Linked DNA regions of Mus musculus: region 1 is linked to region 2. Evidence: chromatin loops called from intact Hi-C (ENCODE). Cell type or tissue: left cerebral cortex. All regions are shown on one strand. Each heading gives the region's core, and the rest is flanking DNA. Links, peaks and the distances in the headings are about the cores only.

The links. Peaks named below come from ENCODE experiments on the same cell type or tissue, not always from the same donor. Only the 100,000 strongest peaks of a DNase experiment are listed, where the experiment ranks them.
Region 1: it touches region 2 in a loop (2.2-fold over the local background); 2 of 42 quality-filtered maps call a loop at or near these places.

Annotation. Positions count from the first base shown.
Region 1 is chr4:25,793,039-25,805,063 of GRCm38, forward strand. It overlaps Fut9 (fucosyltransferase 9), which reads right to left and starts at 6,965. Exons shown (of 3, transcript NM_010243.3): 1 at 6,551-6,965. In left cerebral cortex, for the core only: a CTCF peak has its summit at 7,137; DNase peaks (open chromatin) are centred at 3,288, 4,606, 5,595, 6,153 and 3 more places; H3K4me3 peaks cover 4,539 bases; H3K27ac peaks cover 4,187 bases.
Region 2 is chr4:26,342,354-26,354,378 of GRCm38, forward strand. It overlaps Manea (mannosidase, endo-alpha), which reads right to left and starts at 4,299. Exons shown (of 5, transcript NM_172865.2): 1 at 4,244-4,299. In left cerebral cortex, for the core only: a CTCF peak has its summit at 4,674; DNase peaks (open chromatin) are centred at 3,880 and 4,542; H3K4me3 peaks cover 2,105 bases; H3K27ac peaks cover 1,557 bases.

The sequences.
Region 1 (12,025 bases), core at 2,498-10,497, 550 kb before region 2:
CAGATATTGGGGCTCACCAACACTATGTAGAAATGATAACCCCTCTTTCTAAGACAGATGCTGGTGAGAACTAAATATTTTTGACACAATGGAGCAGCCAATACCACAGATTAAAGAAAGTTCTGCAAAGAGACTATTGTATGAGTCTAGACTGCTTCAGCCAGAATTATTAGATACCGTATCCATGAAAATATAGCAACATGGGACTTGGGTATGGTTCCGATTGCCTGCATAGTAGCCCACATCCTTCTATGACATAAGTTCTGGGGGTTCTGATGCCTTATGTCCTCCAAAAGCTTTGACATGTATATGATGCATACAAATACACACACATACATACACACATGCATACACACCACTTTACACAGGAAAAGGTATAAAATAAAAATTAATCTTTTTAAATGAATATGTACATGTTCAGGGATTTCAGGGAGAAAAGGATTGGGTGTGTTGGATATAGATACTCAGGTCACCTTTTTACCTGTATTTGTAGAAAATAAAGGACCTTCAATGAGTTTCAACAGAGATCTTCTGGTGACAAAGGTCTGTGACTCTGTTTAATAACTTTGTATAATAGAAAATAGCATTTCATGTGCCTACTTCATATTATCAGTTAAGTACCAGAAAAGAATCTTTAAAAAAAGGACAAACACCCATGTGATACATGGTAACAAGGCAAAAGTAGCTTGAATTGATCCTTTTTGTTTTCTTCCCATATCATTCTGTAGAAACTTCTGAATTATTATAGAGAAAAAATGACCACAGATCTAATTATAGAATTTAAGTCAGCATGCGAGGCAATATCCTAATATAGCAGCTTTCCAGAGACAGCGAGAGAGTTAATAAACTTTATTAGCTCAGAGTGGATTATCTCCCACTGAATCCAGCTGTTGGTCCCATAGTCCCAGCTGTTGATGTAATTGAATGCACAGATTAAACTCCTAGAATGGCTCATGGTTTCTGTCAAGGCTACCTTTTGTCTGCTTAAGACCCCTTATGATAAAAGATCAAATCACATTCATGCAACAAAGTTTCTAATATACTTTTTCCACGTGGTTACAGCTTGCTATAACAATTCCTTTGATCTGTTCACACATACACACACACACATTTGTACAAATCAGATAGATTCTTTTATTCTCTTGGGAAACTAAGAGCAAACGTTAAAGAAATAAATTCTTCATGTGCATACAATAATCTTTTCATTTAAAACTATTCATGTATCCTAAGGAGCTATTACATACCATTTCTTTGCAATAACTAAAATACTATAATAATACCATAAATTTTGATAACTGTGAATATAAACTTCCAGTCCCTGGTCTACACTACAAATCTCTCCAAGATTATTTCCCAAGAATACATTTTAATATTTCAAATAATTTTTTTAACATTCCAGTGTAAGTATTCAGTAAATGCTCTTTATCAAATAAGACAGATTTTAGTTACTTAAATTTAAATATCTCTCTTATTAAAGGCATTTGTTGACTTGTAAGTATTAAAGATACAATATAGGAGCTATTTATAGCTTTCTTCCCCATGTTTGCTCACTTTCTTATGAATGTTTGCTGAAAGCAAAAATGTACATTCTAATCTAATTTGTATACTTATTGAAAGTGTACAAAATAGTTACATTTCCCTTGGAAATTTACCTTATAACTTAATCACCTAATGTGTTTATTTGTAAGAGTTATAAATGCTCAAGTATATTTATTGTAATAATGTATAATAAAATTCTGTATTATCAGTATTTGGTTGATATATTTAAATATAGGCAGCAACAAAATTGTATGCTTTTAAGGAAGGACATTAATTTCGTTTCAAGTCTTAGTAGTAGCATAGTTCCATATATGAGACACAATGAAGATATGCCTGTGTTGTGTTCTCTTCATTTTTTTCTTGGATCATCTGTTCAAGAAGTTTGGGCAGTCCTGGGTTAAGAGCAGTCTGGATTTCAGCACTCCTTTTCACTTACATGCTGCGTATCCAGCCGATCCAGCTAAACTGTCATGTGTTTGAAGTCAGAGTCTATATCATACGCTTTCATGTGTCTGTATTCATCAGATCAGATCATACAGTATAGTAAGATCTCAGTTAATGAAGACTGAAATGCGCTGCAAAGAAATTAGGTCACGGAAACCTTAAAAATACAATTCTCTTGTTAGACACATCTCCATCTTGAGTGGTTTTAAGATCAACTCCTTTAACAAGGAACCCTTAAGACATGGTCCCTCATCTGTCGAGCAAGCTACCAAGCAATTCAGCATAACGAATTCTCTTCAATAACTCCAATCTAGCCACATTTAGATGAAGCAATAGTGGTCCAAGTGATAAGACTCAGTTATCTACACACAGTAATTCATTCTTTTTCCATGGGAAGATGGCAGTGATGAGCCTCCATGTTCAAGAATGCCTCTGGCACTTTAGTATTGAGCCAGCAATAAGGATGGCGTCTCATTAACATATTCGTTTATTTTTTTCATGGCCCCATATTGATGAAAATAAATTTACAGATGCCAGGATGTGGTCTTGAACTTTGTGAAACATATTTTTCTTCCCCAACTCCCCAAGCTACACAGTCTATAGGAGACAAGCAGCAAAGTAGAAAGTAAGCACACCAATATGTAAACTCTCTTTGCAGTGAAGCAAGGATTTCACTGGAAACAGACCAGTGAAACGCCAAATTCATTTCTGTTCCATGCCTAAAGAAGCCAACATCTACTTAGGGGAATGTGTTTCAATCCAGTTAAAATGAAAAACATCTGTGGTATAATATTACTATAAAAGAAACTTACACTGTATGATATACAATTAATAACAAGAAGTGAAAAAAATAATGGCTATATTAAGTAGCCTTGTAACTGGAAGATTTTTAAAGTGTTTCCCAAGCTTTAAGAAGAAAGTGACCAATTAAGTGTCGGGAAGACTGCGTACCATCAACTATGCTGAGTAAAGTTGAAGCATTGAGATGACCCTGAAGCAGCACCAAACCTTTGGTTGTTTATCTGCCCATTTTCTTTCATACTGAAACTGAATTATCCTGCATTACCTTTCTCAGAAACAACGAGGGGGCTTGTTTTTATACTCTGGAAAAACAGATACAGTATGAAAAGAGTAAGCCCGGAATCCAATTCTGAATCTGGTAATTACTTAGGAACCTTGGGTAAATCATGATTCAAATAACAGAAGCAGAATGCCCTTCAAATTCTCCCATCCACACCTAACTTCAGTGTCATCCATTTGCAATAAAATGAATGGAAGTGGGTCTCCAGTAGCCACAAGCCCCAGCACAAAATTTAAATGTCTTTTGTCGGTTTGAGCTTTCCTTTTGTCATTTTGAATGAGTGATTCCCAGTACAGCCCAGGTTAACTTTGAAAGGATATCCTTCCAGTCTCAAGTCTCCCAAACACCAGAATTACAGGAATGAAACATGAGACTCCATTATGTAGAAGTCATAATCACACGTCCTCAAAACCTGTGAGACTGTGGTTGAGACAGGAAGCTAGCATAGAAATGATCACTCTTTGTTTTCTAAGAAGGCTTGTTGTTAAATATTACTGTATATACTGAAGCTAAAAAAAAAAAAAACCTACAAAAAAAAGCGCTTATATAATGACTTGCTATCCATTCCATTGGCTGCTTTTTCAGCTAAGAAAATGTTTGTGTTTTAATATACAGACTTTTGTGAATTAAATCATATGTAAATGTACATAAAATCGAGTAAGATGTTCACCAATGTAAATTCGCCAGCATGAGATATTTACCTCCATCAAACATTGTAAATTTAAGCATTAGTTTATACATTCCTTGTCCAAAGTCTTGGTTTTAAATTTGTTTAGAACTCAGTTCACTTAGACAGATTACATGAGTTTGCCTTTGCATCTCAGATTCTAGAAATAATCACTTCATAAAAAGGAGAAAATGTTGTGTTAGTTTTTTTTCCTAAAAAAAAAAAAGGAGGCTTCTGAAAAATCACATTGGGAAACAGCTACTACCTAAAACTTTAGGGATTGTGCTCAGTTATCGTCATCTGGGTAAGTTTCAAGCTGGTGGTCACAGGTTCTTTATTTTCACCCCATGTTCGTCATCTCCCTCAGCCTTTATCTCTTCACCTTACATTCTCAGTAAAACCATGCATGGACTAAAGGCAACTTGTTGATGAAATTCCTGTGTCATTTACACAACTGCTAATCCCCTTTGCCAAGGCAAATATTGACTTTACACCTGTCCTCTTGGTAGCAATGTAAAGAAGAGCATCACACACTCACCAATGCACCATTCCAATACTGGTGTTCCTGTCTCTTCATCTGTTATATTTGATGATTTTGCAGAGTCTTCCTAACTACAGGACCTTTAAATCCAGAAGGGTTTTGACTTCTGTATAAGAATCCATAACAAGAACCTCTGCTCTATTTTATGAGAAATTCATTTTCATGTTCATAGATGATTCTTAGGCAGTGTTAATATTTTGACATAAACTACAATGCTGTTAGAATGCTTTGATCTCAACTTCTGCTTACCACAAAAACAGAGCATTCAGCATTACTCCAAGCTCTGCTTCGTTCAACTGTGACGTATCTATTCAGTGAAGACTCATTATTGCTGGATATACTGTACATACCAATTACCCTATTGCTAAACAAAATACAAATATCTCCAGAGGGAAATTTAAAAGATTCTTTAATTCATCTTCTAAGTCGCCTATTGTCCACTCGGCATGCCATATGTGAATGTCTGCAGCAGTTGCAAACTTAAATACATAGTTTTGAGTATTTTTCTTAGTCCAACAGTAAGGTTAATTAGGCAAATTTCTGTATTTAGGAAACCAACAGTAGTACACCTGGCCCTCGTGAATTTTGGTGCAGCTGAACACATTTGCTGAAAACCACTGCTGGTCACTTTGCTCCTGCCCTGAGACAAGGACTACCAAGAAAGCAAAGTGAAATAAAATGCTTGACAATGGGAAAGGTGGGATTTTAAAGGTAATCATTGGTAAACAAACTCATCGTATATTTGATCAAATTTCCCTTTCTATTTTATATAGAGGGAGAATCGCCTGTCCAAGAAGAGGACTGAAAACATCATCCTCTCCACCAACTGCAAACAGGAGAATGGCAAGTCAAGTCTCATTCCCCCTAAATTGCTTACAGTAATATCAAAACACTTATTCACACAGTCCATTCTTAAATAGGGTATTCCCCTTCAAAGTTTCTTACATTTCTTTGAATACTCCCAATTTTCCTTAAACATTAACCCTATGTTCACGTCTGTGCAGTAAGATGCCGCCACACAATATTTTACAAGTTGTTTGAATGTAAATCATAAGTTGTATGGGATCTTGCTTTTCACTACAGCACAGAGGAATCTTGAATACAAATTTTAGTATTTAAATCACCTCCTTTCCTGTTCACAGGAACCCTCCACTCCCCGTCAGATTCACTCTTTGAACACAATGCTTATTTTTGTTCAAGCTAACCACAAATGATAAGCCTGATTCCAGCAGGAAGGTCTGCTGCATTCAGGAAACTCATTAGGATAGCTAGAGACTACACCTACACCGCCCCTGAAGCGCGTGGTGTGGAAGTTCTCTGTACAACCTTCCGCTCTTAGGTCAATAAACACAAAGGAAATAAGGGCTTTAACTTATTGAAATTTAAAATCATAACAACAATAATAAAGCGATTGTAAACGGTATGTCTGGTTCCACCTCTTTTTAAAAAAGCTGCCTATCCTTAAAAGTTGCCGCCGAGATTTGGTGGCGTAGCTTAGGGAGATTCACAGCTGGACTGTGTAAGGTGCTCTGCTCTAAACCTGAAAAAAAGGTAGATTCTGTGATAACAGGTAAAATAATATGGGCCCTTCCTTGTGCTCAGCGGACAAGCCCTCAGACAAGAAGGAATCTAAGCGATGTAAATAGTTGGGCACTTTGAAACAATGACAAAAAGTTTAGTCCCAAAAGATTTCCTGTTTTTGTCCTCTTTCCATGGTTGATTATCACCTTAATAGCCCAGGTGCAGAGACACAATAAACAGAACACACCGCGTGTCAGTGTGGGTTTGGAGGTGAGTGTCAGAAAAGCTTCAAGACAGCATCATGTGGAAGCAATGAGGTCAGCATTCACTAAGTCTCTGAGGAGGAACGGGATGGCAGGACCAATGACTCTGTGGTCAGGCTTTGAGGGAAGGTGGGTCAGAGGAGGACTTTGTGGAGAAACCTAGGTCCGAGCGCTAGGCAGAAGACAGAATTCACAAAAACCTGGGGACAACAAGGGCAGCAATGACTCTCTTTGAAGTGACACCAGGAGAAGGCTATCTGCCCGGGGAATGAGGGTAGCAGCGGGAGGGCAGGAGGGTGACAAGGGACTAAGATGTACAAGCAGCTATCTCTGGAAGAGAAAGGGTTCAAGTTCCAAGCTGGTTGAGTTAAAACCAAATGTCCCCGGGGACCTGTGCCAGGAGGGTACCCAGCAGGTGGTCGGGGTGCCTCATCTAACGATGTACGGTGGGCGCTCAGTCCTGTGCCTGACCCCCTAGAGTCTCTGGTACTCACCGATCCCAGCGAGGGAAAGCTCCATCCAGGGCGCGGGAGGGCAGCGCGGCGCGGGCGGGACGAGGGCTGGCGGTGGTGGCGGCGCTGTCCTAGTAGCGTAGCCGGAGTCCGGGGGTAGCCAAGAGGCGAGAGCGGCGGCGGGGTCTCAAGGCACCGGGTGAGGAAAGATCCAGGGCTCCAGAGCTGCAGCGCCCCGCGCGCTCTCTTCCCATCTCCCGGGCTGCCGAGGTTGCTGCTGCCCAGAGCAGCCAGGAGAGGGGGAGGGGAGCAGGCACGCGGCAGGGAGGGAGAGCAAAGAAAGCAGGGAGGGGGGAAGGGATGCGCGAGGGGAGATGGAGATGATCACCGAGAGTTGGGAAGAGAAGGGAGGAGCATAGCAGCCGGGTACAGGTTCCCACCAGAGGAGCTCCAAAATGAGCCTGTGGGTCTTGCCCCAATACCCTGCCGCTCCATGCTAACCCCCTTCGCGCCCTTTCCTTTGGCTCTTCCTCCGGTGACTGTGCCTGGGAGTACCCACGCTCGGCTGCGGATGCAGTTTCAGCAAGCCACCGCGTGTGTTGAGTCGGGAGGCTGCAGAGACACAGCATTGCTCTCCAGGCCTGTGGCACCTGTGCGCGCACACATAGCCACTGGTTCCATTGCTGCGTCTCCGATATGCAGACTCTTAGTCTGCCACCCTCCTCCACTCTCCTTTTAGGTCAAACTGTGGACTTGCAGCAACCGCTTCTGTCAGTTCCTTATTGCTGTCCCCCACCCCCACCCCCCAGGCGCTATTTGGCACGGACTGTCCAGCCAGAAGGCGACAGCAGGGAGCTCAATGCAGGCAACCTTCTCCAGTCCCTTGTATCTGCTGCCTGTGTTTGTTCTTCACTGGGGTTGACCAGCTAAAGTCCGGGGTCAGGTTGGGGGGTGATTAAAATTAAACTAAAATAGGAGGGGCAGATTGTCTGGAACCAAATTCTCAGTGATTTGGGAAGGTTGTAAATGTGAAGGGCAGTGTTGTGCTCAGAATTGACTCTTCTCTGTAAGCAACATTAAAATATAAATTCATAGGTAGATAGACACATAGAAAGATAGATGGATAGATAGATACATGGATGGATAGATAGAAAGACAGAAAGAAAGGTAGGAAGGAAAGAAGGAAGGAAGGAAGGAAGGAAGGAAGGAAGAAGGAAGAGAGAGAAAGAAAGGATAGATGGATGGATAGATAGATAGATAGATAGATAGAGCTCCACTTTGCAAAGTTTTTGTTTATTTTGTTGGACTACAAGTCAATCCTCGAAATTTACTTTTAGACTACGATTCAAATACATATAGAAAGTATATTTAGGGGCTCCTCTTACACTCAAGAATCAAGGAATAAATTCACACATTTAGTAAATATAACGACAATCAGAGTATCGCTGACTGATTTCTGTGAACCTTGATTTTGTTTCATAATCTTCGCATTCTGATTGGAAATAGGCAGCAGACAGGAAGCAAGTGGATGATGTGTGTAATGATACAGGTAGAAAAAGTAGTCTAGTTAAACTCTCTTCAAATGATACAGTAAGTATCCCTGTACTTCTTAGCAGAGCACTGGAGAAAGGAAGTTCTGGGGTGTGTGTGTGTGTGTGTGTGTGTGTGTGTGTGTGTGTGTGCATGTGTGTGTGTGTGTGCATGTGTGTGTGTGTGTGTGTGCATGTGTGTGTGTTGCATGTGTGTGTGTGCATGTGTGTGTGGGTGTGTGTGTGGGTGTGTGTGCATATGTGTGTGTGTGCATGTGTGTGTGAGTGCATGTGTGTGTGTGCATGTGTGTGTGGGTGTGTGCGTGTGTGTGTGTGCATGTGTGTGTGCATGTGTGTGTGTGCATGTGTGTGTGTGTGTGTGTGCGCGCGCGCGCGCGTGTGTGTGTGTGTGTGTGTGTATGTGCACCAAGCATGTGTCCATGGGCTCACACTGCTTTTCTGAATGTAGAAATCTTCATGTGCTAAAGGATCTTAGTCTCTAAAATAATTTAGACATTTTACTTTACATAATTATGCCTTATATAACAAATGTACTCATATTAAAATAAATGCTTTCTCAGTTATGAATGCAGTGTGAAAAACATTTTTACTGCAACAAGTCAGCCTTACATATTATTGAAAAACTTCTATCTCTTCCTGTATTGTTTTACTTGAAGAAAAATAAAAGTTAAATTTTAGTGATAAGTTACTATTTGACAGTGTCTCTAACTTGTTAGACTCTTTCATGTTCAGCATGCATGCCAATGAAAACATTTGGTTTCATGTCTTTTTGATGATCAGAATAAGAGGACCATCTATTCAGTAAGGGCCAATGGGCCAGACGCCTCAGCTTCTAGAGCACATGTTGCTGTGTCCAGCATGTACACACAGCAGTACACCAGGTAGACCCACCGATTATTAATCATTTAAAGAACATGGAAAGGTAATGATTGATGAAGCATAATATCCCACTCAGCACTCTTACTCAGAGATGAATCATGAAGTTTGCAAATGGCAGTAACTGTTTAATTAATTGTGGTTACTGAGAATTAATAAAGTACAAACTTCCAGACAAAGGGGAGAGGGAATCACATGGGCAGATTTACATTTTAAATGTAAATAAATAAAATAACAACAAAAAACAAATTTCCTCATATATGATTAGGATATCCCCGACTTTAATGTAGTGATTTATATAATTTTCATATAGTTGAGACTTTTGGGCTTTCATACAATATATTGTATTATTAACCCCTACCTCCTAAATCCTTCCATAATCTAACCCTATCCCCACCTCAATTTCATATCCTTTGATTGTGTTTTTTATAAGTGTAGTAGTTTAAGTGAGAGGAACCTCCTTAGGCTAATAAATTTTGTTGGGTTCCAGTGGTTGCAACTATTAGGGGAGAATTAAGGAATATGACCTTGTTAGATGAGGCATGTTAGTAAGGGTGGGCATGAGGTTTTAAAAAAATCTTCTACCATCTATAGTGTGCTCTCTGCCTCTTGCCTCTAGTTTGAGATGGTACTGGATTTGAAGACACAAAGTGGTCATGGAGAGCAGCTAAGGCCTGACACTGTAAAAGGCCAGCAACAGCCATTAGTGAAGGTACAGCCTCAATTGCAGTTGATGGCCCAGGACTGAAGGGGTCATGCAAAAAATTTGATGTTTGGTACCATGAGGAGAGCCTATAAGAGGTTTTTGGTGATGTCTAGTTGCAGGAAAAGACTCCAGCGTATTGGAGATGCCAGTACCATGGAATACCCACAGAGAACAGCGGCAGCAGTAGAATGGAGTGAACTAGAGTGCTACAGAGGGCAGAGCTGGAGAAGTCACTCAAGTCCCTTGGAGGAGTCCAGAAGATCATGTGTAGTTTCAATACATTGGAACAAGTAGTTGTAAAATTGAAGTTGCCTTGGAGACTGGAGATATTAGTGATGCCAGAGCTATGGGATACATGCTAATGAAAGCTGCTAACAGGGTGTGGAACCAGCCAAAGAGAATCAACTGTGTTGAAGTCAACAAAATGAAAGGAGTTGGATATCAGACATGGGCAGGCAGAGTCTGGAGGTTGCTCAGCTGGTTTTTAATCTTGATATGGTCCAGTATTTCCTTACTATAACCTTTTAGATTGGTAATGTGTACCCTGTGTCATGACATGTTGGAATTCTGACATCTGCTTTTTGCTTTTAATTTTATAGGGGATTACAGTTAAAAGATTGCAAGAATCTCAGAAGATATTTTGAACTAGGGATTCTTTACATCCTTAAGACTGTTGTGGACTATGGAAACTTTTGATGTTGGACTAAATGTAATTTTGCATTATACTATAGTTAAGAATGGCCCCATAATGTGTTTCTACAAACCTATGGGGGCCAGGAACTGGAATGTGGTTGTTTGAATAGACATGAAAAACTTATCAAAAATGCCAAGATCAAATGTAAATGTCACTTGAAAGGGGTGGGGTTGCTGAGAGTGGTCCCAATGTCATCTTCTCTAAGAATGTACAGACAGACCTGTACTTCAGAAAACTGAGAATTTCACTTGGGAAGGGGAAATTTATGTTCCTTGGCACAATGTACTTATGAACAAGAATTGGTCGATGACTACAAAAGAAAAAGCACAGGCCTCAGGGGAGTCTGCTAAAGCTAGATGACCACACTGGCTGCAGAAACCTGCATTGTTTCCTTCTCCACAGTCTCTGAGAGATGAGACCCCACCTGTAAATCTCTGACAGACACAGGATAGGGAATGATGAGACAGGAGCAGTGACTGCAAGTAGTAGCTGCTTACTGAGACTTGGGAAATCTGGAGATACAGATTCCTTTTCTCACTTTGATGAACAATATGTTAATTTAGTTGATGTTGAAGAGCTAAAAATAGACACAGTATCAATAGAAAAACAAGAAAATCCTTGAGAGGAGCTGAAATAAGTCAGTTGTTAAAAATGTTATACTATAAAAATGTTGCTATGGAGAAGTTGAAAAACTGTTTTAATATTCTGACATGAATCTTTATAAAGGTGTAGCAAAGGACTTGCCTCTAAGCATGAAAACCACAGACAGAAATGCAAGGTTTTAGAGAATGATGATAAGAAAAATAGTAAGTGGTGATATAGGGGGCAGGGTTCAGAAAAGAAGTGGGAGAAGAGGACCAGTGATGAGTTAGGACAAAAAATGGTAGAAAGACAGCAACAGTAGGTACTGAGGTAAAGGGTAAAGGTGAGGAGAGACATGGAAAAACAAATAATCAAAGCCAGAGAAGTAATATAGGAAAAGGATGAGTGGGGATAAGCAAGCAAATTTAGACAAAAGAAGGCCCAGAAGATTAAGAACTGGTAATGAAAAGAAGAAATATTTTTAAATATATTAAGAAACCTTTGTGCAAAATGAAAGATTTCAATTTTTATGTTGGACAGAAACAATGATTTCCAGATAAATATTCCCAGAATGATGAATGCCAACTTCTAAGGAAAAAATATCATTATCTTCTTCCTCTTCCTCTTCCTCCTCCTCTTCCTCCTCCTGGGACTTTCTTTTTTTTTTCTTTTCATTTATTTTTTGTTATTTTCTTTCATTTTGTTTTCAATACATCCAACTGCAATGTCAACCTCTCTCCCAGATCCATTTCTTCTCAGTTTCCCTTCACAGAAGAGCAGTCCTCCCAGGGATATGAACTGAACAAGACATAAGCGATACAATAAGATTAAATGCCCATATTAAGTTGAGACAAGGCAATCCAGTAGGAAGAAAAGGATCCTAAGAGCAGATGAAAAGGTCAGAGACCCCACCAACACGCACTGTTAGGAGTTCTACAAAAACCTAAGCTAACAACCGTAACATATATGCACTGGACCTAGTGAAGACCCCTGGAAGTTCTGTGATTGCTGCTTCAGGCTCTATGAGCCTCTATGGGTCCTACTTGATTTTGTGGGCTGTGTTTGCCTGGTGTCCTCATCCTCTCTAGCTCCTACAATTCTTCCTATAT
Region 2 (12,025 bases), core at 1,645-9,644:
TTAATGAAAGAAAAAAAAAAAAAAAGGAATGCCATTAGGCAAGTATAGAGTGCATATGAGACCTGAACATAACCTCTGCTTATTTCAGGAAGGATCAGTTCTATATAGTCCTTGAAGTCTATATAGAGCTTCAAGCTCAGCACTGCATAACAACAGGAAATGAATGCTCTGCTGTGCAAATGTGACAGAGCTAGTCATTGCACAGCAGTTGTGAAGGAAGTTGTGATAGAAGAACATAACCACTTTGGTTTGCTGCTGTAACTTGCTGTCCTGGATTTTCCAAACTATAAATGTAATACCATATCCTTCCTTCCCTTTGATTAAAGAAGATGATAATTTTTGATGAGCCATGAAGCAGAAAAAAATATTTTAAGATATGACTTTGACTATTTTAATCAAACACAAACTGGAAATATGCTTGAAGCATGTACAGTTGCTATCTCTAAGTGAAAAAAAAAAAACATAGTAATCTCTTCTCATTCTTCTAAACTTAAAATATAACTCTTAAAAAAGAACTGTGTGTTTGGGGTTAAGTACTTTATAAGTAATTAAGCATTGGTATTGAATGCTGAATAAACACACAGAGAGAATGGGTGAATGAATAAATAAGGGAGAGCTATAGATTTAGATGTAACTATAGGATTAACTTTAGAAATACTAACTCAGTAGGCTGGTGTGAAATGGACTGGTCAGGGTATGCAACTGAAAAACAATTGAGGTTGGCATTTGAGAAACATGCTAATGATACACTTGTGTGAGGATGGATAGCTCACCAAGATTCTTTATTAATGTGAACATTTTTGTTTTTAGATAAACTTACTGTGTGGGCGATGCAAGGTAATGTTGGCAATAGAAAATAAAAAAGAGAAGTATTTAAATTAATCACCAAATAGTATTCAAGATTTTAAATAAATGTGAAAGAAACATAAAAAACACTAAAGGTAGGTGTGTGTGAGTGTGTGAGTGTGTGTGTGTGTGTGTGTGTGTGTGTACGTCTAAATATTTTTTTATCCATTGATTTATGTTGCTCTAAGTCGGAGAAGCTTCCTATTGCAGTTGATAGTAGTTAATGAGATTCCTTACTGTTCAAGTTGCTGTGAATCAGCAACTGAGAGCACTTGGCTGTAGATGGCATGTCTGTACCACCACCATGCCCCTACAACACTGGAATATGGAACGCTGCTGAAGAAGAACAGTGGGAACTTAAGAGCTGGAGGTGGAAAGGGGTGCTGTGAAATGACCTGAGCATGACCAGGCTGCTGCACACATGAACTCATAGTAACTTTGACGAACTACACAAGAATAAGCATGGAACAGTGTTCTCAAGGCCCCAAATCCAGCTGAGTACTACCAGTAGTTGATGACTGCTTGCAGAGAGGGAGAGTCACATATCCTTGGGGATGTGGCCACCCTTAGGTTGCTCATACCACAGGAGATGACCCCACACCCATGAGTTATCATGCAGCAGTAAATAGAAATCAATCATTAATTGTAGAGGACATAAAGTTGGGATATGTGATGGCCAAATTCTGGACAATGTTGGAGTGGTGAGTAGTGGGTAGGTAAGACTGAGATATAAATACACATGAAATTTTCAAATAAGTAAAAAATATTATTTAAACATTTCTTGAGCTCTATAGTTACAAGAAGTCCACATTTCTATTTTTCCTTGTATAGCCTAACATTTCTATATTTCTTTTATCTGCTCCAGTTATCTCACTCATAGGGTTCCTGTCAGGATGAAGGCTTACTTCACATCTGACAATGTACTACTAAGTAGTTATGAGCCATGAGCAATTATTCATGAGGAAAATATGGGTATCAGGAAAATAATCCAGAACTAGCAGGGGGTGGAGGGTGTATGTGATGACACACTTTAATCCAAGAATCTGTGAGACAGAGTATCTCTGAGTTTCCAGGCCACTCTGGAACTTCCAGGCTAGCCAGGGATACATATTGTGGCTCTGCCTATCAATTAATTGATTGATAGATGAAATACAACCAATCCAGCATATGGGATTGAGCATGTAATTCAGTAGTTAGAACATATGTGTAGCATGAACAATTCCTTGGGTTCTAGGTTTGACCCTTAGTCCAACCTGCAGAAAACAAACAAACAAATACAGCATATGCCTTATTCTCTAAAATACCATTCAAGGTTCAAGTCAAAGCAAAAGTCTGGATTCTCTCCTCACGTCTCTCCTAAAGACTCCTGAGTAGAAAACTCTATTGAAGCAACCCTGCTCTTCTTTAATGTTGGCAATTCTTACACTGTACACTATACCAACTTATCTGTGTACAAGTTTTTGAATATATATATACTACAGCATATATATATATATATATATATATATATATATATATATATGTGTGTGTGATTGTGTGTGTGTGTGTGATTGTGTGTGTATAGGGTATATATATATATATATATATACACCCTAGTGTATTTATACTCTACTAGATCCCAAAAAATATTATATACCTCTGATTATTATTCAGCTTACTTAAGTTTTGGCCCTCCTTTTTCTTACAATGGTAGGTATTCAGCAAATATATCTGTAACATATTCTATTATACATATGCAGACCATATTTGTGTGAGGTGTATAAACAACACTGTAAAAGAAAATTTATGATTTGTGTGAGGTGTATAAACAACACTGTAAAAGAAAATTCATGAAGATTCAATAATTTTGAAGACCATCTAAACAATAGAGCATCTTAAATTTTGTGACAACACATTGCCCCTGAAGCATAAAACAAGCAGTGCTCTTGCAGGAGACAGACAAAGAAACTACTTTACTTAGCTCTAACTAAAGAAAGAGGTTTCATAAGTCCCTTGTGAGAAAAACAACTACCAAACTTCCAGTCAACTGCAGGTGTGTAGCTTCTTAAAGCAAGAAGCTCAGGCTACTGACTACTAACAATGTGTCCTCACTCAAAGGGAAGTTTGCACTACCCCGAGTTAGAAAACTAGTTCTTCTGAAACCATGCTAATTTTATGTTGTGAAAGTCAAGTGATTTCGAATGAATAGTACTACATACTCCTCAAGCAGCTAAGAGATCTAAATAACCCTGAAGCCGAATGTTGTGGATTGTTTTAAATGCATTTGCTCATATTATATAGCTCAGGAAAATGCAGATTCCATTTTAAAGTTATAATTAAATTATAAAGATTCTTCCTGTTTTATTTCATTCTGTTGATGCTATTTTCTTCTAATTTTATGCTAGAGGAAGTACCTACAGTTAGATACAGCTAACGCTCAGAACACACATCTAAAACTTTCAGAATCTTGCTCAGGTCAAAGTGTGGGTAATCTTTTGTACACAAGTTCTGTCCGGCATAATCTCATTTTCCATTTTTATCTTCACAACCGTCTATGAAACAGAACTTCATGTTACAGGTGATGAAACTGAGCAGAGAACTTTTTCCAAGATTTTGGGCTAGTAAACAGCTGAGCACCCTACAAAGGCAAAACACTGTACTGGACCTTAGGTTCCTGGCTCCAGCCTGCCCTGAGCGGCCTCAAGTAGAGAAGTCATACTACAATGACATTTTTTCACTGTGGAAGGTGACTTAACAATGGTTCCCTCGCCTTCCGCTGTAGCTCACACTTAAGGAGAAGGCAGCTAGCTCATTGTGTTTATTTTCTGACCACATACTCAACTCATTGCTTATTATAGGAATAAGAGCAGCAGCTTTGTAAGTGTAACTAACCTGAAATAGTTTCACCAAAACCTACAGTAGTTCTGCATTTTTTTTTTCTTCCAAGCTGCAGCCCACACATTGCAATGCGATCAGACCAACCACTCTCATTTGTCTTTCTAAGCTCATTCCAGACCCACAACAACGCTCACGAAAGCCTCCTTGTAAGCCATTTTCAGTACTTCTCCCACTATATTATCCGTTTATGTCTTTGACAACAACAAAACAAAAGTTTTAAGCTCCGGTCCTCGCCAACTTGTTCCTCCGCAGACAGAAAAGGAGACGGCCACCCTGAAGGGACAGTGGAAAAGGCAGAGCCCGGCCAGTTAAAGGAGAACAGAACAAAGACCCCGGAGGAGGACGCACTTGTCCTGGCGGCCTTCGGGGTCGTAAGCTGGGCTAGGAGACGGCCGGGCGACCGCCAGGGGCCTCCGCTCGCAGGTTCGGGGCTCAGGACCGAGTGGTGATGAACCACCTCAGGGCCAACTCGGGCATCCAGGCAGACAAGGACGGGCTCAGGCGCGGTGCGGACACTAACCTAGCGGCGGGGACCGGCGCGGAACCGGGCTGCTGGGCTGAGCGCGACTGGATTCCTAGAGGCCCGGGGTCAAAGGGCGTCGCAGGCAGGCGGCCCACGATTGGCTGGCGGGCGAGCGCGCAGGGGTTAGCTGCGGAGTCCCTGTGGGTCTCAGTTCCGGGGCCTCACAATTGCTCACCGGGGTCTGGGACCCTGCCTCCGCGTGGACCCACCGGATAAGAGAAAGAACCGTGAATCCTACCAGGGCTGACAGCTCTTGCGGCCGCACCGCTACCCCTCCCAGGTCCCGCCTCCTAAAGGACAGCGCGGGGCGTGGCTCCAGGGGTTGAATCTCCGAGAAGGCGGGGCTTCTGGGCGGACCTAAGCGGGCGGGGCTTTCGGGGAGAGGCTCCGAGTCCCCTAGCTTGTCCTGGAGTCTACTGCAGGGTCATGGTGGAGGAAACTACATTAAGTCAGACAGTATCCCTTAATTGCTCCAAGGAGAAATGAAAGTTCTTTTACACTTTTGCCTCTCAAGATAAGCCAAGACTCTCTGATAGAGACCAGATGTGTTTTGTTTTTCACTTTTAAAAAATCCTTTTAAATGTTACTCAGATTTATAATACATTGGGTATTTCCAAAGTTTTAAAGTTGAAAACGTGTTTTAGTTTATCAAACAGTTATTGGCAAGTCAGAAGTAGACAGACAGATATATTAAACTTCCACAAGTATACTAGGAATCAATACAATTGTACAATACAATTGTGTAATTGTACAATTACAGTAGAAAGAGAATAAGTCAGAAGCAAAAAAAAAAAAAAAAAAAAAATTGCAGCAGAGGCGAGGCTGCATCTGGGGTTTCCATCTTACATCAGCCTCACATACCAAGAGGATTCTATGTTTTGTTTTTGTTGCATGGTAACAAGGCAATCTTGACTCAAGGGGTAGAACTTTCAGATGTGATGTTGTGAAAAGTATTGTAAAGGCTTCCCTTTAAAAAACTACCGGATTATAAAAGAGATTTGAAATATACATGTAAATAATGAAAGAAAATACCCTAGTGATGGCTGCAAAAGCTTAAGGCAAAGAGTCTTGTTTCACTATCACCATTAAGCAGTATATTGTGTTCTTAAATATCTTGCTCTTTTAAAAGTAGGATTTTGAAAATATGTAGTTTCCTAAAAATCCTATCTTCCTGGCTTTGCATATTAAATAAGTGAAATATTTTCTGATTTTCCATGCAAACATGTTTGCTACACATTTATGATTTGAAATTCCTAAACATACAATCTATTTTGCATCAACTAGTTTGCTTCATCATTATAAAAACTGTCTTTTAATGTTTTCCCCAAAATGTCATCAAATTGAATTTCCTTTAAGTTATGTGTTCCCCTCCATCCTGAAGATATCCGCCTGTTCACATCCCTCTGGCTATTAGGCTTACTGGAAAAATGACTGCTTTCAATCTAAGTTCATTTTATTTTGGATATTTTAATTAATTTCTATGTGAAGAAATAAATGTACCTTATGTACAAATACCTTCACTTTGTGCATTGTCTTCACTTCTGTGGTATCTTGATAATCAAAATCCTTAAAGTTTAGGATATTTCTTGTTGCATTTAAGAATATTACAATTGTGTAACCTTGCATCAGACATTAAATTTTTACAATTGACACAAAAATTTGTGGTACAACTTTAATAGTGTTGTGGTAACATCAAGAACAAAATGTTGTTAGTAGCTCTATTCAACATAATACTGAAGTCCACCTTACTGTATCATTTTTAAAATGGTCATGAACTATTCTCTTTTGCTTCTAAAAATCTTAGCTTTAGTTATATGAAACATTATACATAGAAATGAATGAACAATATTGACAATCAGTTAGAGCACCTATGTACCAGACTGTATGTACATATAAAATTTGTAACATCATTTTTCTTATTGATTTTATTTCAATTATGTTAGCTAAAATTGGGTTTTTATACATTTTTACAAATTTTAGAATAAACTAGCCAACATGCATTAAAAGACTCTGGATATTGATTGTATTTCAATAAAATTTTAGAGTTAAATTTATAGAAATTTACAGTTTAGAGATATATTCTCTGGGAAAATGTTATGTTTATAGATTTATATTTGAGACTGGTATGTTCCCCAATGAGTCTTAGTTCATGTTACTTAAGTTTTTGCAGGCTTTTATTACATAGATTCCTCATGTTTCTTGCTAAATTTAAACATAACTTTCTTTAAATTACATATTGTATAGTCTGATCCTCTATGGTCAATGGTAAAATGCATATGACCCTGAGATTAATTTCGAGCACTGAAAATAAAATTCCAGCGGATTATTATCCTAATTAGCCCAAAGGAGCCATGTTCTTATGTGTATTTCCTATCCATAGAGTGGGCTAGCATTGTGATGTGTTTGCTGTACTTGCTGTTACCTGTGCAGACTTGTTCACTTTATAAATGTGATTTTTCTATCTAAATCATCTCTTCTTCTTTAAAACACATTCACCAGACATTCAGCATCATGTCCTATGGCCCTAGTGACAGACTGCTATACTATTCCAAGTAAAATTCAATACCATTTAAATTTTATCATGAATTTTGAGGTGTAGAATGCATTTTTCATTATACAATTGACTGCTTCTAAGCAATTACCATACTAAGTACCCCATTTCCAGCTTTTTTAGCATGAAAATTTGCTTAGTTGATCAAATTAATTTTTACCATCTTTTAAAATAGTCATAATGTCCTGTTCTAGTACATTTATGGTTATTAATAGATTTTCCTGATGTTGAATCCAAGGGAAGGACTTTATTCTATAAATATTTATATGTATGCCCACTTGCTTTAAAAAATATCTTTTATTACTGCCAGAGTAAATCAATTAAAGTAGATTCACATTGCATCACCCTGTGGTTGTCAGATTTGTGCAATAATCTTTTAAAAGGTGTTAGTGCTACAGACTGGCCTCAGTCAGCCCCTCAATCCGCAGGAGAAATCAGGGTCCCGATACAGGTGGGCAGGAGTTGGTGAAAAGGTGACAAACAGACACAGACAGAAGGGAGTATGCTGTATCGGAATGTAATTTTTCAAAGCAAGCACCAGACTTTTAATACGGAAGAAAATCGGGAAGTTAGGTGACACATCAGTCAAGGTACAATGAGGTTACTTGGATGCTTAATGGCTCTTACACAAAACAGAGGAATGCAAACATAAAGACTAGCAGGAACTAGGCAATAAAACAACTGAGACAAAGTCAGCTCTATCTAAGGTCAGCTATATTCTTAGAAGGCAGGTGTGAGGTCTTTACACTCCAGGGCAAGGGCTTTCATGCCCAAGCCATAGTTCTAATTAGGGAGTTCCATTCTAGCTAACCTTCTCATGAATAATGCAATACTCTAGTTCCTCCTGAAGCCACAGCCCAATCTACTTCCTAAACCATTATAAATCCCTGTATACGGGAGTGACTCAGTTTTTGTTCTAAGTATTTACTATGTAAACTAGCCCTGAGATTTCTAGCTCTAGTCAAGTAAATTGTAATGCCTGATTTTTTTCACGGTCTCTCCCACAATACTAGAGGCAATTTTGAATGTTATTGAATAGGTAACATCCCTACTGAATTCCAAGCCCAGGGTCGGCTCAAGGACTACCTAGGGTATTGGTGAAGGCCAGGAAGCAAAGTTCAATTTTGCTTAGGTATTGGGCAAGTCATTGCTTGGAGGAACCTACAATAAAACAATACTGAAAGAAAGCACACAGATGTATTCACTGACTAAAGCAAGGACAGTTTTGGAGCATTCTCTTTACAGGATACCACAGTTTCAGGAGACTAAGTTTCCATGAACTTTTCGCCTCAGGACTGTGTCCAAGCTTTTGGGCCTGTCATGTGAGTCACTACTGGAGTGGGTGTGGCAAGTTAGAATTGTGGGTAATGTCCTATCCTGCAACTCTGAGCACTCCTGCTCCTCCCCTGTTATTCTAGAAAGGTTGAGGTGGTTAGAGCCAGTGTTGCCAGTAGTCTTTTTTATTCCCCATCACTTTTCAACATATTTCATGTAGATGATGTATTTACTTTCCTTTCTGAACCCCTCATTTGTTTTTATTACCATATATGAAGTAATCTTATATGCCAGATTTTAACATATTTCAAATATGCTGTCATCATAATTACTGCAAAGTCTAATTTTCGGTATCCATAATTCTAAACACTACATAATTAGATGGGTATATTTCTAAATATTAATTATATCAATCTCTAAAGTAAACAGATAGCCAGTAATGAGTAAATTAATGAAAGTTCTTTTGTAGAACGTTTATATGCATGTGTTCATGTAAATATATCCAGAATATCTGAGAGGATGCATCCATTTTAAGTTTATGTATGTGTGTTCATGTAAACACATACATAATATCTGTTAGGATCTGTTGATTTTGACCTATTGTGACTCTTGCTCATTTGCCCTTTTTTCCTTCCATCTATTTTTTTTTTTTGTCATTACATATTTTGTCAATTAAAACTATGGTATTAAAAGAATGTGTCATATGTTTAGTGGGTGAATTACTTGAAGAAAACAGCTGCATGTGCCTTAACTTTAGTGGAATATACCAAGAGTGATCAGTCATTGAGATTGCCAATACGGCAGAGATGGCCAATGGTATAAAGAGTGGAGAGGAACAATCCATATTTTTCCTCATAAATTTTTTTCATGAACTGGCCTAACTCAGTAACCCAAGAGCACCACCTTTGGTGCTTTCTACTGTCATTTTATTACTATAACAGTTCCAAATACCATAAAGTACTTAAGGTTTCTCTTATCCCATTATGAAAATACCAGCAATGTTTGCATTTGATTATCAGCAATGAATGGTCTTCTTATTTCCTATACCTAGCAAAATGCTTGCATTTTCAGCCAGCATTTTCTCATCTCTATTTTAATGGGTCTTCCTCTGTTTCCTGAATATCACATGCCTCTCCTCCACTGCTTTTTCCCAAACCTGGCCACAAAGTGTCATTTAGTAACTTTAAATGTCATTGTTCCTCTCATCTGGAAAGCAAACTCACAGATCAAGGGAAGCCTGTTTCCTGAAGTACAGTGTGCTGGTGAAGGCTAGTGTTCTAGGCAGTGATAACTGCTAGGAACCAAAAGGGCTATACAGAAGAGTACAGTTTGGTTCTTCTCTTTTATGGCTCACCATTAGACATTGCTCTTATTAACTCCATCTGCATATTCTGTATTCTTCAGAATTCTATTTTACTGATGACTCTCTCTATCTAACCTATTAACCACTATGTCTTTAGTTTTCCCCAAGTAAAAGCCACTTAGGACATTCTTGCTAATAAGTAGCAACAAAACAAAACAGAACAAAACAGGAAATCCCCAAGGAAAAGCCTTTTTAAAAAAATCACAGTGAGCTTCTTAATGTCATGCCTAGTTTTGTTTTGTCCATGTGTGTCCTGCTACAAATTTTTGAGTCCTTCAATCCCAGTTTCATTTACAATTTTGGCATCAATTATATTTTTGTTCTGCACTTTATGTACTATTTGGCTGCATACATGTTTAGAGTGTTATATGATAGATTGGCACATATAACTCTAAGAAGTCCCTGAGTAAAGTTCTACACTTTCTATTGAATGACAATGCAGCTCTTTCAACTATTCTAGTCTTTTGTTAAATGTACTATGAAATCTGGTGGATGACCACTATTCTGGCCACCAGGAATCCATTTTAACTCAAATAAATCTACTCACAATTGCTAATGGGATCAAAGATGTTGGCTTTTAAACATAGATTCCTGAATCTATAAGTCAGATAAACTCTCAGATTTTATAGTGCTCACCATAAAATAACTTTTGACCAAAGTGTAAGGCTTTTCTAAGTATAGACATTCTGTGACTCCTGCATTTTATCAGGTCAGGGTAATTGTGAGGGATGGAGGTTGCTGTATCACCCTTTTGTCCACATTGATGAATGATACAAAGCTCCTGGCTAGATAATAGGTGCTGGTAGAAGTGAATGTACTAATGACTAAGCAGAGGCAATTTCTCCAATGGAGATTGTTCCACTCAGGGATAATGACTGCTGAGTAGGTGCATGTCTACAGTAGAAAGCTGAGCCAGCAGGGAGATTACATGCTCTGAGGGGGAAGTTAATGCAAAAATCCATGCAGAGCATCTCTGAAGGAATGAAGCTTCAAGTACTATGATCCTGCAAAAGTGTCCGGCCACATTCAACCAAGTTGCAAATGTTGTACCACTTAAAATGCAGACGTTGTCCTTTTAAGGTGATATGACTGGATTTTCTTCCTTTCCAAGGGATCATGCATTAGAGTCAAATGACCTTACAGTATCTTCTATTATGAAAGAAAATGTACCTTCTATTATGAAAGAAAATAAGTTCATAAAGACAGAAAATTAACATAAGCTTTATTATATCTCAAAATAGATGAGCTCTTGTGCTCTCTTTCTATATCAGGGACTCACAGCTCCTTCAAGATTATTTTCTGGGTCTATTCACTTTAAGAGGTAGTTGATAATTCTTTCTATTAAAATAGAAAAAGAATGTAGATTTATTTGCTGGAACTTCTTTGTTAAAGAATGTTGTCAAAATTCACTTATGCCTGTATTGTGTGCATTTAAAAAGAATTATGATGCTAAGGTCCATGAATACATGTATAGAAACTGATTCATGGCTGGGTCTCCAAACGCCAGCCCCTAGTAAGTGTTTACAGTAAGGTGAACAATGATTCCCAAATATACACAGCTCATAATCACCTGAACCTATACATGTTTAGTTTTCAAAGGAGCACTGTCCACACGATTGTTAACTTTCAGATGCTCAGCATAAACTCTTAACAGAGAGACCTCTTTTATGTGCCTGCAGAAACCAGAGAAAAGCACTGGATACACTGGAAATGGAGTTACAGGTGTTTGTTAGCAGTAAAATCACAGAGCCAGAGTGATCTCTCTCCAGCCCCAATCAAAGGATAATTTAAAGAGGAAATAAGGTAACCACTGCAGTGAAACACTATGACCCTGCTTTGAGAACTGGGAACAGGACAAGGAATGTCAAAAATGCAGTCTCTCCTGTTGTGGTAAGTGTCCAACACCAATAAACTCATTCAAAGAACTCACAACTCAGTTATAATATTTATAAGCTGCATGCCTAGATTGGGCAGATATACCACTACACCACTTTATTCCCTACCTATGAGTTCCCTTGCTACTTGCAGCTCCTCCAGGCCATCTTCCTTCTACTTCCTCTTCCTTGGACTTCCTCTTTCTCCTCAGACTCTGTCTTTCCCTCCTCCTTCTCTCCCCTTTCTAAAACTTCCAACCTCACCTTTCCCTTCCACTGCTCAATCTCAGGCTCTAGCTTTTATTTGACAAGTTAAAATGGGGAGAAAGTTCACAAGCAGGGTGGTCCCTCTTGAAGCGAAATTAGCATCAGAATACCAACAGCACCAGGGCAATCCAAAACACTCCCCTGACAGGGGTGTGAGTCACTGGAAGCTACAAGTAAGCTTCCTAGATGCTGGGGCTCCCCAATCAGAAGAGTCTAGTCCTCTCAAGCCAGCTTTCTGTCCATGTGTCCCTCTGTTTGTCGTTTACTAATTCCCTCATATCCTTCTTATTCAGGCTGAGTCCCTAGGAGAGATGTAAGTATTTGGCAAATGGTGCCCAAACAACAGAGACCTTGGACACCGCTATGGGGTGTTCTCATTGGTCAGAGGAAGGAGTGTTCTTGAGAGTAGCATGATTACACAGGAAAAAGAACCAATGCAGGAAAAGGAA